Regions from separate parts of the Homo sapiens genome. Here regions 2 and 3 are each linked to region 1. The links are chromatin loops, found by intact Hi-C in ENCODE. Cell type or tissue: endothelial cell of umbilical vein. All regions are shown on one strand.

Region 1 (2,500 bases):
TAGGTTCAGTCAAATGAACTAAGTAGGGAGTAAAGACATGATTAATGGTTTAACCTTTAATTACATTATCCATTGCAAGATGCCTCCCAAAGTACATTAGACTACTTGCTAATATTAATTGATCCTGGCATTATTTTTAATGAAGTAAACAAAAAGCTCATATTTTCCAATGTTGGAGTTGTCTGTAGGAATACACATATAGAAGCTCAAATAAGAATACCTATGTAGTCCTCTCCTCCATATAGTTTAAAAGTCACTGGCTGCTTATTATCTGAATTTTCCAATACTGTACACCATTAGAGTTGCTTTTTTTTTCTGTTTAATAAGTGGGACAGGGCATTAAAAAAAAAAAACCCAAAGCCCAAAAACCCAACCCAAATAACTTACTCTCCGGTTGCAGACACATTGCTGACTTGGGGTACATGAGCACTGCAGAAAAGAAGCAAAGAGAAAGTCAGGTTAGATGAAAGATCAGAGATGATGAACCAAACATGTGAAGTGGATCGCAGGCTGAAAGAAATTAGCTCAGTCCCAAGTGATCCCCAAAACAATGTTTAACCATCCAATGAAAGATGCTCATTTTCACTTGTTTCTAGAAATGGAGATGGCCCTGCTTGCTTATAACAGTGGCTTTTTCTCCTTTTAAAAGTTGTCCAAGGCAGACAATTCTATAACTAAATTTGGAAAACCATCTCTTAGCTGTCAACCTATTGCCACAGCAGCCCTAGTTCAAGGTCTTTTCATTTTCCTAAAATGTTAATTGTGGCCATGTGCCTTCCTGCCACCTACTTCACCTATTTCTATCTTTTCCCAGCCCAAATCCATTCCCTTCCTTCTCCTCTTAGGCCAGGAAACAGAACATCTTTCTAAAACTCTGCTCTCAACAGGCAGAGGGCAGTGGGGACGACAGGGATAGAGAACAAGGAACCGATATTGTTTTCTATATGACTATTTCTAAACCATCTTTTCGAAGCCACATTTTCTTCCTAAGTTTCTCAGGATGGAAAGCATCTCAAGCTCTGTAATGTGTCAGCTTAACATCTAATTTACAATGTTTTTGTTGAGCACTTACAAATTTTCATGATTTTCCCATTTTTTTAAAGCCTGAATTCTTTTAAAAGTATTGAGAAGTGGTCAACACAAAGTAGAATGATAAAATTACAAAACACTATCAGGTTAGCATGCTTCAGAACTTTCCCCCTCATGCCTGCACTTATGTTCACATAACCACAATGAGTGTTGAGGCTGGCAGCTATTTTAATTGTATTAACACATTACATTCTCACAATCTGCCCTCTAGTGTTTAGTTGGCTTGTGAATCAAGATTTAAAAGTGCCTATCCTTTAAAAGAAGAGGTTAAATATTGAGCAGATTTGAGACAATCTTTAGTCGTGTCAAACTATAGTTCTACCTAATAGTCCTAATAGTTCTTTTCTTTCTTTGTAGAGACATTCAAAGAAAATCAAAGTTGTTAAGGACCAATATTGATAGTTGTCTTTCAATTACTCCAAACATTCTAATTTATACGATATAATTTTCAACATATGAATATGTTGCTTGGGAATCATCTGTCAGGTTTTTCTCCCATGTAAGTGTATATCTCATCTCTTTCAATGTAGAATCTCAAGGCCTCAAGGGACTGTACAATATTTCTCATTTTCTTTCATCACACTCCCTCCCACTACCACCACCATCATGTCTTCCATAGTACTCATTATCCCAGAGGTGATCAAAAAATGTTTACTCTTTCGCCCAAGATAATTTTCTTTAGCTAAAGCTGTAGCTCTTTGTTATGGCCACAGACAAACCCAGAAAAACCACGTAAAATCATGTGATTAGGTAAAAGGGAAGCTGATTCAAATTCGTATTAAATAATTAAGAAGATAAGTAAATAAATACAAACACCCTAAGACTTACTGAGTACTTACTATGTTCCAGACACTGTGCTAAGTACTTTTACATAGTTTTTTTTTCACTTATTATTTACAATAACCCTATGAAGAGGTACTACTCTTTTCCCTGTTTTCAGATGAAGAGGTTAGAAAGGTTAAATAACTTACCCACAGCCATAGAACCAAGAAATAAATGAGCTAGGATTTGAACCAAGAAAGGTTTTAGCTCAGAGTCTAAGCTCTTAATCACTCCACTAGCTTGTCTTTCAATCCATTACTCACTACAGTCATCTTTGGATATGGAGGCCTGGCCTTAGGTATTTTACTTTGCTTTTAATTACAACAATTTCTCCTCTGCCTCACAATGCCTGTTATTCATAGTGGTTCCCAGGCTACATAACCAACAATAAAACCCTTTCTGCTTTCTGTCTTTAACTGGAACAAGCAGTCCTTGCTTTTGCTACTTTGTGGCTTACCCTCTGTAAATTCAACAATATATAATTAACTCCTATACTCCACTTCTCAGTACAGTTACACAACCTTGGTTTTGAGAGCAGGGACCCATATGAGTAATGACTCGGGGAAAACCCAGAAGAGAGTAAAGAATG
Region 2 (2,500 bases), 120 kb before region 1:
CATCATGCCTGGCTAATTTTTGTATTTTTTGTAGAGATGGGGTTTTGTGATGTTTCCCAAGCTGGCCTTGAACTCATGAGCTCAAGTGATTCACCAGCCTCGGCCTCCCAAAGTGCTGGGATTACAGGGGTAAGCCACTGTGCCTGGCCAGGAAAATACTTTTTAATATAAATGAGTTAGAGTGTTCTAAATGGGCTGACTTGGGAAATTTAACATGGAGGCTAGTAATGAACTCTGTTTTCACTTTCAAATTTAGGAATTATTAAAAAATAAGCCCTTCTGTTTTATCAATTTATGAATAATTATTCACTGAATAATAACATTATGAGCAGAAAAATAAGCCTGATGAATTATTTAGTCCAACTGCTTTGTTTCTAGATGAGGAAATGGAAGTTAAACAATTTTTCCACTAATTTCATTAGTAGCAGTAAAAGTCAATTCTTCTGATTTCTAATCTACCCTTTCTGTGACTTGATGCTGAATAAAATAAGTCTAACAAATTGTAATTCTTTTTTACTCTGAAAAAGAAGTTGCTCATGTTAAAATCTAGATTATTATGACAGTAGTCTCTGAGTAGAGATATTTAAGTAACTTTTACAATATTTTAAACTTCCTTTCTTTTAACATTTGATAAATATCTTATCAGATCTTGAATAACAGATGCTCATCTCTTCAATAACTATAATAGTTATTAAAGAAATATGGAAAATTACATGAAATTAGTATATGGCCTTTTGTGATTTTTGTGGAATTTTTTTTATTGTATGAGGTACAATGCTATTAGAAATTGAATTTTAAATGTCTTGATATTTTGAAGTTTAATTTAAAATACTAAAGCTATTTCATATGTTATTTTTGTTTAACTACTTTTAAATAATAGATGGATTTTTTTGATGTGTGTTGGCATTTTTAGCTTGTTAATAGCTGAGGCTGTGTAGTATATTATTGAGCACATGCTCCAGTCAAAAAGACCTGGGTTCAGTTCCTTACTCTGGTCTAATGGCCATGGCCTTAGACAAGTTACCTAATTTCTATAGGCCCAGCATCCTCTTTTGTGAGTAAGAATTATAACAGATTGTGGAAATTAAATGGGAGAAAGCATGGAAAGACCTTGCTTAGCAGAGTACTTAGCATATAATAAGCCCTCAATAAATATTTTTCACGAAGCAGTTCTTGAGTACCTAATGTGTGCCATCTGCCTGCTAGTCACAGTGGAAACATGTATGGATATGGTGTCTACCTTTGCAGAGTGTTTAGCCCAGAAGCAGCAGTGAAAAATTGCAAAGGGATCTAACACATGTGTGCAGAAGGAACATTCTAAAGTGGCTGATTTTTACTCCTTTTAAAGAAGAGGTGGTAGTGGTTCCTTTACTTCAATCAGTAACTTGCCATTATCTGCACTTAAAAACCAAATAGCACAGAGTGAATGAGTGGTGGGCTCCTCTAGAGGGCAGCACAAGTGGGGAAAGTCAGTGCCACAGTGTAAATACTTAAAAAATAAAAGCTAGATAAAGCTCGACATCTTGCTGTATGTGTTAAAGGAGACGCAGCCAGGCAGTGTTTTGTCCCCAGTTATGAGTATTGTGCACGTGTGAGACAAGACAGGCACTAAGGCAGAGGAGGCTGTATTTCTTCTCCAGCACTGCAGGTGTGCGTGTAGTGCCTCCTGCCCCACTTGCAGCCACATTTAGGAGATGTTGACTTCGTATTTAAAAAAAAATGATATTCCCAATTTTTCTGTTCTATCCCATTTACTTATTCATTGCTTCTATTTCATATACTTTAAAAATGAGCTTAGGTCACAGTGCAGCCCCGTTTCAGGCAGGGAGACTTGAAATATGGTCCACTAGTACTTTACTAGTTTTAAGTCTGTGATACTCATTTTTGAGGAATGGATAGTCCAAGACAAGTAGCCTCTCAGGAGATAATCATGTATCTTATCAGTTCGTATGCATCCTTCTAGGTTATGAATAGCAATAGTGGCACAAAATCATGCAGATTTATTTTGTATAATATGGAAATACCAGTGTGAGTACAATTTCTAAAATATTCAGTATTCACAGAATAAAAATTAATGAAATTAAATTATTATATATCAAATACAAAAACTTACAGACTTACAAAAAGTCTGTGGATGTATAAGCAGACCTTTGCTACAGATTCGCGGCTTCTTTTGACTGAATATCGCTCCATCCTTTGCCTTCCTTAGAGTTGGCACTTCTGTTTTGTAAGGCTTCCATATCTTCCTGCCTGCCTTGCTGGCTCACCTGAGACTTCTCTAGACCACCAGCTCTGGGCAGTGTCTCTCTGGCTTTGGCTGTGGCTCCTAACTGAGGCAGTTTTGGATTTCTTCCCAGCCATCCCACTCAACAGAGAGAATGGTGACCCTGCCCTCAATTTAACTCCTCCCCTTCTCCAGTAGAAAGATCAGCCCGCTTCCAAATCTGGGTTCCTTCACCTCTGGGGTGTGGGAAGGGGTCAGGTGAGGGATGCTTAGAGG
Region 3 (2,500 bases), 62 kb before region 1:
CAGTTTCTAAGGCAGGCAATGGAAACAGGAGCCGATGCCAAATGGTCTAGAGGCAGAAGGGCTGCATGCTTTGCAGGGCCAGCCCCAAGGCTGCCTTCCAGAGCTGCACTTTCTCTGGGGACAGTAAACTCTCACCGCAGCTGCCAGCCCCCTGTGCTTGGCCATGCCCCTCACATGGACTTGGAATCAGTGTCTCTCTTGCTGATGAGCACCTCCAGGAGCCTCAGTTTCGCCTTTATGTGCTTATATTCACTGTATTCTTCAGCCATAGGAGTGCGGTCTTCCTTCTGGACATTTCTAATGCAAATAAAGGAAAAAGGGGTCTGAGGATCATTTTCTGTCTTTGCTAGATACTATTCATCGGGCAAATTATCATTGTTTAGAAACTTTGCAGTTTATCAACTTGTAGAATCAGTGTTGCCGAGTGGCCCTTGGTCTCAAGACTGGGGCTGGATTTAGACAAGTAATGAAAATGTTTCACCCAGAAGGCAACATGCAACTGAGTTTTTATATAGTTAATCTGGCATCCTGTATGATAAGAAGGCTAAGAAATGCAGAAATTCTCTCTGCTAAGTATGAATTCACATTGAGCTCTCATACACCAAAATCTTTTATTCATACTTAATGTTTTCTCATTCTTATATATTTCATCTCGTGAAATTTTAAATTTTTAATTAGCAACTGGTCCACAACTTAGTTTTTTTTTTTTTTTTTTTTTCCAAAAACAGATAGTTAATACTCCTACTTATCATAAAACTGTGTTAGAATTCAGCAGCTGGATTACATAATACTATTATAATAAGCCTTTATTATTGAGTAACTTTACATACATAATATTTATATGCACAAGTATTTGAGAGCTTATAGGTCAAGCCCTGTGCTAAGTACTTTGTACCCATGATCTGATAGAACCCTTATAACACCTTGATGAGATGCAGCCATTTTCTACACACTACACATGATGAAACCAGCACAGGAAATCAGATAACTTGCCTGCTCTTGGCCACCACGCGGTGCGCTGCTGCTTTGTGTTTTATGGGAAATTGCACATGGCAAACATTCAACCATAGGCTTCCTGCCTTTATTATTAAAGGGCAAATATGGGTAAGGAGGATAGCATGGGGCTTGATTTGTTCAATGACCTAAAAATAAACTGATCTTATTCATACCCTGCCTTGTTCTAGGAAAGGATTCTAGTGGCTTCTCAGCAGAGGGCAGGGCAAGGAACAGGTGCTCAGGAATTGGAGCATCTGGCACGCAGGCCCCCACTGCACTCTGAGGGGCTTCACTCTCCTCAGACACGAAGTCATGGAACCAGAGCTTATCTCCTAAGTCCCTCATAGTTCTAAACTTTTTTGACAATTAAGTTAACGTCCTCCATTGACATTTTCTTAAAACCTGGGTGGTTTGCGTAATTCTACATGTATAAGATATCTGTGCATAATGTGACTTAGAATAATATAAAAAAGGATAAGCCAAAAAATAGGCTTAGATGAAAGACTGGAAAGATACACGTCAAAACATTAATTCTGACTTGTCTTTGGTTATTATTGTTTTGGGAATTACTACTTAAATTTGCTTACCTATATTTTCTAAATACTGTGCAATGGGTGGGAAATGAAAAGCAAGTGTTTAGGTATAAAAATATATGAGACATATCCAAATCAGAGATCCTAAAAGTAAATTCATACAATAATTGTTAAACTAAACTGAAATACAATATATTTTAAATGACAAAGTTAATTTTTATGGTGCTTTCATTTCCCCAAACTTTCAAGAAGTATAAAAGAGGACTCAAGAGAAACAATACTTACATAGCTTCAGTAATCTGGGTTAAATCCAATTTAAAATGATAAAACCTAACTCCAATGTAAGAGATGCAAATCTGTTCCTGGTTCTTTCCTCAGGCTCCTACTGTGACTTTCGGTAAGATTTTTGTGTGCTGTTGCTTGTAAACATGAAAGACTAAATTGTGCCTTAAAATTCACTGGCGAGAGGCAGCCCATCAACCAGGTAGATTTACTGCTTTTCTTTTCTTTGTTTTTTTTGAGACGAAGTCTTGCTCTGTAGCCCAGGCTGCAGTGCAGTGGCGTGATCTCGGCTCACTGCAACCTTGGCCTCCCGGGTTCAAGTGATTCTCTTGCCTCAGCCTCGAGTAGCTGGGATTACAGGCCTGTGCTACTGCACCCGGCTAATTTTTTGTATTTTTAGTAGAGATGGGGTTTCACCATGTTGGTCAGGCTGGTCTTGAACTCCTTACCTCATGTAATCCACCCTCCTTGACCTCCCAAAGTGCTAGGATTACAGGCGTGAGCCACCACGCCTGGCCGACTTACTGATTTTCATACATATTTTTCATTTAAACTTGGCAATTATCACCTTCATTTTTGAAATGAGCTTGAAAATCAGTAATACTTAGATCTCTCTTTCCCTTGTTTCTCTAGCTCCTTTTATTTAGAAATGAAGTCTCACTCTATTGCCCAGAATAGAGTGCAGTAGC

Evidence for each region. A loop is a pair of places that touch in the nucleus more often than their neighbours do. Peaks named below come from ENCODE experiments on the same cell type or tissue, not always from the same donor. Only the 100,000 strongest peaks of a DNase experiment are listed, where the experiment ranks them.
Region 2: a loop joins it to region 1, with 6 times the contacts of the local background. A loop is called at or near these places in 4 of 110 quality-filtered maps.
Region 3: a loop joins it to region 1, with 2.1 times the contacts of the local background. A loop is called at or near these places in 7 of 110 quality-filtered maps.

What each region holds. Positions count from the first base shown.
Region 1 is chr4:88,790,199-88,792,698 of GRCh38, forward strand. It overlaps FAM13A (family with sequence similarity 13 member A), which reads right to left. Exons shown (of 24, transcript NM_014883.4): 9 at 388-429. Among named protein-coding and RNA genes, the nearest start is that of FAM13A-AS1, 82 kb to the left of the region's middle. In endothelial cell of umbilical vein, no CTCF peak of the experiment used is centred here; a DNase peak (open chromatin) is centred at 1,293.
Region 2 is chr4:88,671,675-88,674,174 of GRCh38, forward strand. The region is part of intron 16 of HERC3 (HECT and RLD domain containing E3 ubiquitin protein ligase 3); the gene reads left to right. Among named protein-coding and RNA genes, the nearest start is that of NAP1L5, 25 kb to the right of the region's middle. In endothelial cell of umbilical vein, a CTCF peak has its summit at 1,459 (motif pointing right); a DNase peak (open chromatin) is centred at 1,457.
Region 3 is chr4:88,728,363-88,730,862 of GRCh38, forward strand. It overlaps FAM13A (family with sequence similarity 13 member A), which reads right to left. Exons shown (of 24, transcript NM_014883.4): 24 at 1-297. The coding sequence ends at 171. It overlaps FAM13A-AS1 (FAM13A antisense RNA 1), which reads left to right. Exons shown (of 5, transcript NR_002806.2): 5 at 1-1,741. Among named protein-coding and RNA genes, the nearest start is that of FAM13A-AS1, 20 kb to the left of the region's middle. In endothelial cell of umbilical vein, no CTCF peak of the experiment used is centred here; a DNase peak (open chromatin) is centred at 1,039.